2 separate regions of the Homo sapiens genome follow, and region 2 is linked to region 1. The links are chromatin loops, found by intact Hi-C in ENCODE. Cell type or tissue: psoas muscle. All regions are shown on one strand. Links, peaks and the distances in the headings refer to the core of each region. The heading gives the core; the rest is flanking DNA.

Region 1 (5,380 bases), core at 126-5,125:
ATCTCTCCGCAGAGCTCTATTCACCCATAAATGGAGAAGGCAGCTGCCCACACACTGTGGTCTGCAGGACACTGGTAAAACCTTTCTGCCTCCTCCCTGACATACACCTGCTCTAGCGCCAACATTTGCATCATGTGTTTCTCGGTTTCCATGTCTCTGAGCCTCGGTTTTCTCTTCTGCTAAATGGGATAAATGTTACCTTCTTTGAATTGCTAAAGCATCTTTTTTTTCAGCATGCAATTAACCCAAAGATCACTGGAAGGTGCCACCAGTCACTCCCCTTGAGTGTCAGACAGCTTTCCATCTCTTCCAGCATGCCAAGATATGCCTTCAGAGGAAACAGAAATGTTACTGGGGGAAGGATGAAACATGAGGGGTCAGGGGTCTTATAGAATATTCAGTTGGCCTTACAGAGTTCCCCTGGAGATAGGGACAGAGGAAGGACACCCATGGAAGGACCCAAACTAATAGGTGTTACTCGCTCCCTTCTTCCTCTCTGGGCTGGTTGCCAACACTCAGATGCTGGACTGAAAGAAAGAGGGTGAGGTTGGAGAAAGCAATGTTCATTGGACACCAACAAAGTAGGAGTCACTTGAAGTAAAGCACCTCGTGAATTCACCTAGCGAAGGTTCATTACTCTTATTTAGCAAAAGAAGAAAACAGGCTTAGAGAAATGAAAATGCATTACATCACACAAGTAAGAGATGGAGCCAAGAGTTACCTAGTCCTTCACTTCAGCCCTGGATTTTTTGTTTCTCTCCCTCCTTCCTCCCTCACTCCATTTTCCTTCCCTCTCTGTCTCTCTCCCTCCCTCCTTCCCTCCCTCCCTTCCTCCCTTCTTTCCTTCCTTCCTTGCTTTTCTCCCTCCTTCCTTCATCTGTCCCTCTTTTCTTCCATCTCTCCCTCCCTCCTTTCTCTCCTTCCTTCCTTCTTTCCTTCCTTCCCTCCCTCCTTCCTTCCTTCCTTTTCTCCCTCCTTCCTTCATCTCTCATTCTTTTGTTTTATTTTCTTTCCTTTCTTCTCCTTCCTTCTTCCCTCCTTTTCTCCCTTCTTCCTTCCTCTCTCCCTCTTTCCTTCCATCTCTCCCTCCCTCCTTTCTCCCTTTCTTCCCTCCCTCCCTCCCTACTTCCTCTCTCCCTCTTTTCTTCCATCTCTCCCTCCCTCCGTTCTCCCTTTCTTTTCTGCCTCCCTCCCTCCCTCTCTTCCTTCCTTCCTTGCTTTCTTCCTTCCTTCTTTCCATCTTTACTTCCGCCCTTCCTTTCTACCACAAATTCTTACTTATTCCAGGCACCAGGACTGTAACAGTGAACTAAGCCAACACTATCCTTGACCTCCCAGAGGGAACAGCCTAGGGTGGAGGCAGATGCTTTGTTTTCCACTTTTCTCAGCTGTCCTTGCCCCACATTCCTCATGCCTGGCTGCCGATTTGCTCTGGGCTCCACCTGATGCTAGCCCACTGGACACATGACATCATCTGCACTTCTCTTTGCATGAGAGTTCAAAGCTGACTGTGTTTTCTAGCCCCCAGCCCCTGCTCCATTTGGAGAGTATTTACTATCTGTGGGGTAGCTTGTATTCATTCATTCATTCACTCACTCACTCACTCACTCACTCACTCACTCACTCACTCACTCTTATTTTCCCTGAGCAAAGAGCCACATCCTGGAACATAACAGTGTCATGCCTTTGTTTGGTTCTTTTATGGCCTAGCTGAGGAGTAAGGAGAATATGCTCTGTCGTTCATTCATTCATTCTCCAAATATGTCTTGAGCACTTATAATATGTGAGAAATCTCTCTTTTGTAGGCTGTGGGGCTACAGGGAAGAGCAGGACAGATTGGTCCTTGCCTTATGAGACTCTTAGGCCAGAAGAATTAAGATGATCTTAATTCAAGATGATCCACCTGTTCCCAGGTTGCATCCACTACACAGCACTGCAGGGCTCTGCTTGAGAGCATTGTCCTTTGGGATGCTAAATGGTAAGGAGCAACTTGGATTGCCCAGTCATAGTCATGCTAATCAGGAAAGGCTTCCTGGAGGAGGAGATACATCACTTCTGCAGGGTACATGAGCAATTTCTGGTGTCCACTGTCCCCACCCTTCTGATTCTCCATCCATGGGAAAATGCAAACATGTGACAGCCACAAACCTGCCCCAGAGCCAGACAGAATAGATTCATCAGCCTGAACCTGCACTAGCCAGAAAAAGCGTTCCCGAAACTACATTGCTGGGTGTCATCTAAGTCGGCAGATGATTTACTGCTGACAGCCCTTGGCGCAACATCACTAGTTCTGGGAAGGAGTAAATTAAACATTATATTTTCATTGGATACATCCATTTCATGGCTCCTTTTAAAATCATCTGCATGACACATCCTGTCACTTAACAGTATTTGCACCTGTTCCCTGAATATCAAAGATTGTGCCATAAAACACTCTTAAGGCTACAAGAGACACAGGGAAAAGAGCATCTCAGGACACCAGAAAACACAGCCTCTGCTGGAAGACTCCTCTCTTTTATTGACTCCAAGTTTGCAATGGGTAAGACAAAAGCTGTGGATTCCTCCTTACAGCATATCTGCTCACCTGAGCCTCAACAGCCATCAGAACCCTCAAACCTCCATGAAACTCACACACACACACAAATTGAGAGGCAAAAATAAAATAGCATTTCCTTTGCAACTATTTATTTCAGCAAGGAAAACCGGAAAATTCACTTCTGTGATGAATCACAGATTTTTTTTTCTCCAGCAGATTTCCCTTCATTTAAGCAGGCACACTTTCCCTAAATCCCTGGCACACTCCAAATATCCAGGCAGAGAACTCTGGGCTGTGCCAGGTGTCAATGCCTACTTTGGGGAGGTGGGGGGAGGTCCCCTTCTAATTCTTCTATGTCCAGGTTGAAGCCCAGCCAATTACTAAGCCCTCGAGAAAGAAACAATGGCTAATTAAGATGAACTTTAAGCGGGGGAGAGGACTTAATTAATTTGATCTTTATCTGAAACTCTTTCTAATTGAAGTAAACTTTAGAAGTTCTATGGATCAATGCGCTCAGACTATTTGTAAAAAATGTACATATAGTGCTTCTTTATAAAGCAGAAGGTTGATAAACCGGATATTAGCTAGTGGATTAAATTAACACTGACCTTCAGTCCCCTTCCCCAAGCACAACTGTTTGTGAAAGTGCTCATTTACTCACAGAAATAGAAAATTTGGGCTGTAACAGATCTGACGTAGGTGGAAAGGGGCTGGGGGGACAATAATGCACTTTAAAACAGACAGGTGGGATTCTTGGCATTTCTCTGATTATTCTTAAACTATTCTACTTATTTCTCCATTGATTTATGTATTTGCATATTCATTTCTCCTATAAACATTTATTGAGCAACTATGATGTGCTAAGGACCATTTGTGGGCATAGAGTGAAAAGTGGCAGGGTGATTCTCTGCTTTCCTGGAGTTTATATTCCAGTTGAGGGAGAGAAACAATGACCACATAGAGAAATACGGAAATACATCATTTTGGCTGGAGGATGGGATGCAGTGGCTGAGGTTAGGCGACTGTTTGATCAGGATGGTTGGAGATGGGCTTTCTGCAGAGGTGAAAGTTAAGGTCAATCTTGAACTTTGAGAAGATATTTAAAATATGCAGCTCTTAGGAGATTCTAAGATCCAGCCCAGGTGATATCCATGGGTTAGCCCAGGAGTATGAGTCCAACCAACCTTGGGTTGCATGGCAGACAGAAGGAAGGCCAGTGTTGAGGCTTACAGGAAGGGTGGTACAAAGTGGAGTATCAGGGAAGGCAGAACCCATGTCCAGGAGAGTTTGGTGCATATGTGGATTTTCTTTGGGTACAATGGAAACCACTGAAAAGGTTTTGTGACAGAGTGATCTTTGTCTGATGTCTCTCTCTATATATATACTTAAAGGTCACCAAAGAATAGATTATAGGGGAATAAGAATAAAGGAGAAAGCTGCTCCCATTCTGCTAAAACATCCACCAGAGAAGATACGGGGCTTCCTGAAATGGAAGAAAGAAATTTCTCAATTTTCTGAGGGCTGTGAATTTGGCTGCAGGACACGCTGCTGCTTCATGAGGCAGAGTGGGGATGCCGTTGGTCAGCCCATGAGTTCAGTGGAAATGTAGGCCCATCTGTGGGCTCTGAGGGCAGCAGCACCTGCAGATCTCCGAAGGAGGCTCCTGGTACTCCCCCAATCTACCTAGAATTCGCTTCTTATGCAACGTTGTCTCTCGAGAAGGAGCCAGTCACCCTGGACTCTAATCCCAGCTCCTTCACTAATGGTGTGGCTTTGGGCAAATGAATGAATGTGCCTCCAGCTTCTAGGGTTGCATGGGAAAAATGGGACTTTTAACACTTATCCCATAGAGCTGTTGTGAACATTAAATGATATAAAACTATAGTAGTGTTTGGCAGGGCTTGGCACTTAATAAATAATGGGTGACGTTTATAGAGTATTTGCTATAGCCCTGTGTTAAGTGTTTTATATATTGATTATCTCATTGAATCCTCACGAGAACCCCATGCAGGAGGTACTGTTTTTATTTTCCTTTTAAAGATGAGCAGAGTGACGTTAAGAAACAGTCTGAGATCACAGTCCAGTAAATGAAGAAGATGGGATTTGAACCCAGTCCAGTTCCAAGAGGTGGGGTTAGACCCAGGTGACTAACTGAGGAGTCTGATCTCGATCTCTTTTGCTCACTCACACACTTGGTAGCCCTTATTAGGGTCATTACTGTCCGTTTGTTTACTCAGTGATGCAAGGCACAGCTGTTCTGTGCCAATCACTGTGTTGGCAGCATCTACATACAGTGATTCTCCTCGATGCCTGCCCTACCAGAATTCTCCACCAGGGAAATTCCACAGCGCAGTCTTGGGAGGTGTCGGAGTGGATGGAATCCATCACACCTCAAGGTAGGGGAATGGAATCCATCACACCACAAGGTAGGGGAATGGAATCCATCACACCTCAAGGTAGGGGAACCGCAAATACAAGATGCCCAGTTAAATTTGAATTTCAGATAAACAGCAAGTAATGTCTAGTATGTCCCAAATATCACATCCTGCATTTTATCCAGAGGAAGAGAGGGAAAGGGCTACAAGAACATGGAGGCTAGAGAGGAGAGGCCCAGTCAGTGACAGCTTCACAGAAAGCAAGCAATGTGCTAAGAATGAGAAGGAGACGGCTTAGCTGAGGCCAGGAAGGAAGGGCATTTCAGCAGAGGGAAAGGCATCACCAGAGGCACAGAATCAGGAAAGAACAGAGGCCTGCTAAGACTGGGTGTATGTGTTTTTCTTTTTCTTTTTTTTTTTTTTTTTTTTTTTGAGACGGAGTCTCGCTCTGTCACCCAGGCTGGAGTGT
Region 2 (5,380 bases), core at 64-5,063, 130 kb after region 1:
GACTGATTGGGGTCACACAAGAAGGAGGTAACAAGTGTAAGATCATTCTGCTGGAGGGACTTTTCAAATAAAGATAATTCTAATGCCAGGCAGTCAGGGCTAAGAAGCAAAACTGATGCTTGGTCTCCTGCCTCTCTCCTTGGTGTCCAAGATGACCCTGAAGCTGTCACTTTGCTTCCTCCTGGGCAAACTGTTAAACTGGGACATTTGGTTCAACTTCAGTGATGGTGGACTTCTTTTGGGAAGAGACTTCAAAGTGTCAACCCCCATGGCACCCCAACCCCTGCCTAATACAAGTATTTCATGTTGACCAATCAGAAGATGGTCATCCTCTCCATCACCTCCAGGCCATATCTGGCAGCCCCACTAACTGGGGGACTTTCTGGTTCTGGGGACAGTCTGGTTGGATGGCCCAAGCCTGGGCTTCCTGGGGGCAGTGGTCTGTGCTGAGGGATAAGGAACTTCTTACATTGCTGGAGGGAGAATATGCCTTATGAGGGTTGATTTAGTAATTAATTTCAAAAACTAAAGAGGGACCTCTTTTCTTATACCCAGCCATTCTCCATCTAGGAACAAATCCTAACAAAATAATATCAGGAGCAAATGCAGAGATTGGTGTGGGCCCCGTGGAGGGGGAACCAGCTTTTACCTCCTGCAAGACAGGCATCCGACTTGTTCTTGGTCACAAGTGACTTATGTCTGCCTGGATGATGTATTTCACTTCTTTAAGCATCAGCTTCTCATCAGTAAAATGACAATAATAGTCACACCTACCTCACAGGGTTGCTTGGAGGATTAATTTAAATGAGGTAGGTAACATGGTAAAAACACACGGAATATGTCCCGCAAATGGTAAAGCCACTTGTGGTTGTTTTTTTTTTAAATGAAGATTTCTATCTATGTCATAGTTTTGACTGAGAAAAACCAAACAACTAAAATGTCTAAAGAGGTAGAGAATTAATTAAACATTTATATACGTACACACACAAATATATGTGTGTGTGAAGAAGTGTTAGTCTGTAAACCATCATTTTTGAAAGATAGTTAATAGGTAATTATGTAGGGAAAAATCATGATAGAATATTAAATGGGTAAAGCAAAATGAAAATATGTATTATAGTAACATTCCTCTATTATTATCATTTACACACACATACACACACACACAAATACAAATACAGCCCTATAGGAAAAACAACAGGATTTATAGCAAAATAAAAATATTGATTTTGCCTAGGAGTATGGACAATGCTAAGTTTCTTCTTTATGCTTTCAGTCTACTTTCAGAAATCTCATACAATGCATACGTATTATTTTAATAATGAAAATTAAAATATTAAGAAAAATTAGCGTGGATTTTATAGTCGGACAGGTACATTCCAAAGCATGGCTTTCTGCTTATGAATTATATAGCCTTGGGCAAGTTCTTTTACTGAGTCTCAGTTTCCTTATATTTAAAAAAGGGCATGTGGGAGGAATAATTGAATGCATCTTAAAGGGCCATACTGAGAATGAAATAAGACAGGATGGGCAAAGTGTATTTACTCAAGGTCAGAGGATCATTGTGAGAAGATTCGGGCCAGTTTTAGCATCAGCATGTTTAGTGCACCACGAGAAATGCTGAGACAGAGGCCTCGTCCCTTGGACACCGAAGCTACAACACTGTTTCTGGGTGCAGGGCTCCATGGAGAAGCCACAGAATGCTGCTTTGAAGGACTTTGGAAGATTATTGCCCGGCCCACGTAATCTCCCCTTATCATAGCAACTAGTTTCAGAGTCCATTGGAAATCCCAGATTGATTTCAATGATGAATCACATCTATTAATTGCATTGCATGGGCCAAGAGGATCAACATATGAGGAAATCTTTAAAAGGACACCCAACAGATAGGAACAGAAAGCCTGCTACGTGTATGTGAGAGTGGAGTTCAGTTTCTGGCAAAAATTAATAATGATGATTAAAAAATACATTGAAACACATAAAGATTTATTTATTTATTTATTTATTTTTTTTGAGACGGAGTCTCACTCTGTCGCCCAGACTGGAGTGCAGCGGCACAATCTCGGCTCACTGCAAGCTCCTCCTCCTGGGTTCACGCCATTCTCCTGCCTCAGCCCCCTGAGCAGCTGGAACTACAGGCACCTGCCACCATACCCGTCTAATTTTTTGTATTTTTTTTTTTTTTTAGTAGAGATGGGGTTTCACCATGTTAGCCAGGATGGTCTGGATCTCCTGACCTCGTGATCTGCCCGCCTTGGCCTCCCAAAGTGCTGGGATTACAGGCGTGAGCCACTGCGCCCGGCCAACATACAGATGTTTTTATGTATCAGTTCCCGGGAGAAGCACAGGTTGTTTGTTTGTTTAATCCATTTACTCTTTACAAGAACCCTTTTTACAAATGAGGAGACCAAGTCTTCAGAGATGTAACATATGGAAGACACAGAGCAAATAGATGGCTCAGCTGGGATTCAAAACCCTTAGAAGGCTGTAAGTCCAGAGTTCAGGTGCTAACCCCCCAAGCTCAGGTGCCCCTTGTCCACTGCACTCCACTGGCCAGGGCCACTCACAGACCCTTGCTGGATTTCAAAGCTGAATATCTTCCATGGAGTCAGGGAAGGATGAAGGGAAAGAGTACAGAATACGCTTTGTCGACTGATTGACAGCAAAGGACCAGTTTGCATCAGACGCTCCCTCATCCCTGTCTCATCCAGGAGGTAGTTCTGAAATATTCCAATTCCCGGAGGCCCTTTTATTATTACAATTGCTCCTAAATGTTTTGATTGTGGTGTATTATAGATGTTATTTCAAACCAGCTTTTAGCCTGATAAGACACTAATGCATGCATACATGACCATTCTTTTGAGCAGACCATCCTTAATAAAAACAATACATCAGACACTGACTCTTATTAAAGGGGACTTAATCTCTCATAGCAAGCCTTTCTTCGGACAATGACCTCTCATGAAGTGTCAGTAACCTGGCTTAGGGGTCAATGAGAAATTGAAAGAAAGAAAAGAGAGACAGAGACAGAGAGAAAAAAAAGAGAGAAAAGGAAAGCAGGGACGGGCAGAGGGGAAAGGAGGAAGGAAAGGAGCTGTTATTTTATCTCATTTTCATCAATGGAAGGGGATATGTCTCTCTAGGATATTTGCTAAGCTATGCAGATCCTCTGGGAGAGGCACTGGGTATGGTTCATAGAGCACTAGATTAGGAACCTGAAATCTTGGGTTCTAAGATCAGTACCACCAGTTACCAATATGTGTTTTTGAACAGTCGCTTGTCCTCTGTGCTTCTTCTATAGTAACCTGAGATTGCCCCTGCCTTGCCTAGCTGGAGTGTCTGCGTCTCTGTTTGCCTAGGACAGCCCCAGGTTACACCTGTTGTCCTAGTGTGAGTATTAATAGCACCCTTTCACCTCTAGAAGTGACCCTGTTTGGGTGATAAATTACATAATCACCCATCTAACTTATAGTGTTATGATCACTAAAAAGATAAAGGTTTGAAAATGCTTTACAAAAGCTAAAGCCCCATTATGGGCTAAAGGGATTGAAGGCACGTCTCACTTCCTCTGAATGCTACATTTAAGAAATCAGGCCGGGCGCAGTGGCTCATGTCTGCACTCTCAGTGCTTTGGGAGGCAAGGTGGGAGGATCACTTGAACCCAGAAGTTCAAGACCAGCCTGGGCAGCACAGTGAGACACCCATCTCTAAAAAAAAAAAATTAGCCGAGCACAGTGGTAAGCACCTCTAGTCCCAGCTACACAGGTTGCGAGTCAGGAGGATCACTTGAGCCAAGGAGTTTGAGGTTGAAAGGTTGCAGTGAGCTATGATCGTGCCACTGCACTCCAGCCTGGGTGACAGAGTGAGACACTGTCTCAAGAAAAATTAAAAAAAAGAGAGAGAAAAAAACAGAAGAAAAAGTAAAAGAAATCAACATTGGTTTCACAAGAGTTTTTGGTAATATAGATAAATGTTCAATATTATAAATTGGGTGTATTCAAAATGATGTATGCAGTGTTATCACTACATACATGAGCAAAATTATTTCATGGAGACATACAAAGTGACAACATGGGTGTCTTTGGGGAGACTGTTAGGGGTTAATACAGCTGATGACTTTAAGTTGAAGCCAAAGCTTACTTACTATTGTGAAAAAGCTAGGTTCCTTAAGAATGATGCTAAATCTATTTTGCCTAGGTGCTGTAAGTGGAGAAACAATGTCTGGATGACAGCACATCTGATTACAACATGGTTCGCTGGATATTTTAATCCCACTGTTAAGACCTACTGCTCAAAAAAAAAAAAAAAAAGATTCCTTTCAAAATATTACTGCTCATTAAAGCAATGCACCTGGTCATTCAAGAGCTCTGATGGAGATGTACAAGGTGATGGATGTTGTTTTCATGCCTGCTAACAGAATATTCAACCTGCAGCCCATGGACCAAGGAATAATTTTGAATTTTAAGTCTTTTTGTTTAAGAAATACATTTCATAAGGCAATAGCTGCTATAAGTAGTGACCCCTCTGGTGGATCTGGGCAAAGTAAATTGAAAACCTTCTGGAAAGTATTCACCGTTCTAGATGCCATTAGAAACGTTTGTGATTCATGGAGGGAGATCAAAATATAAACATTAATAGGAGTTTGTAAGAAGTTGATTCTAATTCTCATGAACGACTAAAGGGTTCCAGACTTTAACTGCAGATGTGATGGAATTAGCAAGAGAACTTGAATTACAAATGGAGCCTGTGGGAGGCTGAGGCAGGAGAATCGCTTGAGCCCAGGAGGTGGAGGACGTTGTTGTTAGCTGAGATCACGTCACTGTACTCTACGAGACAGAGCGAGATTCCATCTCAAAAAAAAAAAAAAAAAAGAAAAGAAAAAGAAAAGAAATGGAGCCTGAAGATATGACTGAATTGCTGCAGTCTCATAATAAAACTTGAATGAATGAGATGTTGCTGCTTATGGAAGAAAAAAGAAAGTGTCTTCCTGAGATGGAATCAACTCCTGATGCTATGATAACAAAAAAATTAGAATATTCCATACACTTAGTTGATAAAGCAGCAGCAGCGTTTGAGAGGTTTGATTCCAGTTTTGAAAGGAATTCTGCTGTGGGTAAAATGCTATCAAATAGTGCCACATGCCACAGAGAAATTGTTAGTGAAAGAGCAAGCCAATGAATGCAGCAAACTTCATTGTCGTCCTATTGTAAGAAATTGCTGCAGCCATTCCATCCTACAGCAACCACCACTATGATAAGTCAGCAGCCATCGGAATAGAGGCAAGACCCTCCATCCCAAAAAAGATTGTGACTTTCTGAAGGCTCAGATGAATGCTAGCATTTTTTTTTTTTTTTTTAGCAATGAAGCATTTTTGTTTTGT

The links. Peaks named below come from ENCODE experiments on the same cell type or tissue, not always from the same donor. Only the 100,000 strongest peaks of a DNase experiment are listed, where the experiment ranks them.
Region 2: a loop joins it to region 1, with 2.1 times the contacts of the local background. A loop is called at or near these places in 1 of 110 quality-filtered maps.

What each region holds. Positions count from the first base shown.
Region 1 is chr16:79,316,326-79,321,705 of GRCh38, forward strand. It overlaps a transcript of MAF not described here. Among named protein-coding and RNA genes, the nearest start is that of MAF, 280 kb to the right of the region's middle. In psoas muscle, for the core only: a CTCF peak has its summit at 4,880; DNase peaks (open chromatin) are centred at 2,246 and 4,816; H3K27ac peaks cover 1,389 bases.
Region 2 is chr16:79,443,039-79,448,418 of GRCh38, forward strand. It overlaps a transcript of MAF not described here. Among named protein-coding and RNA genes, the nearest start is that of MAF, 160 kb to the right of the region's middle. In psoas muscle, for the core only: no CTCF peak of the experiment used is centred there; no DNase peak of the experiment used is centred there.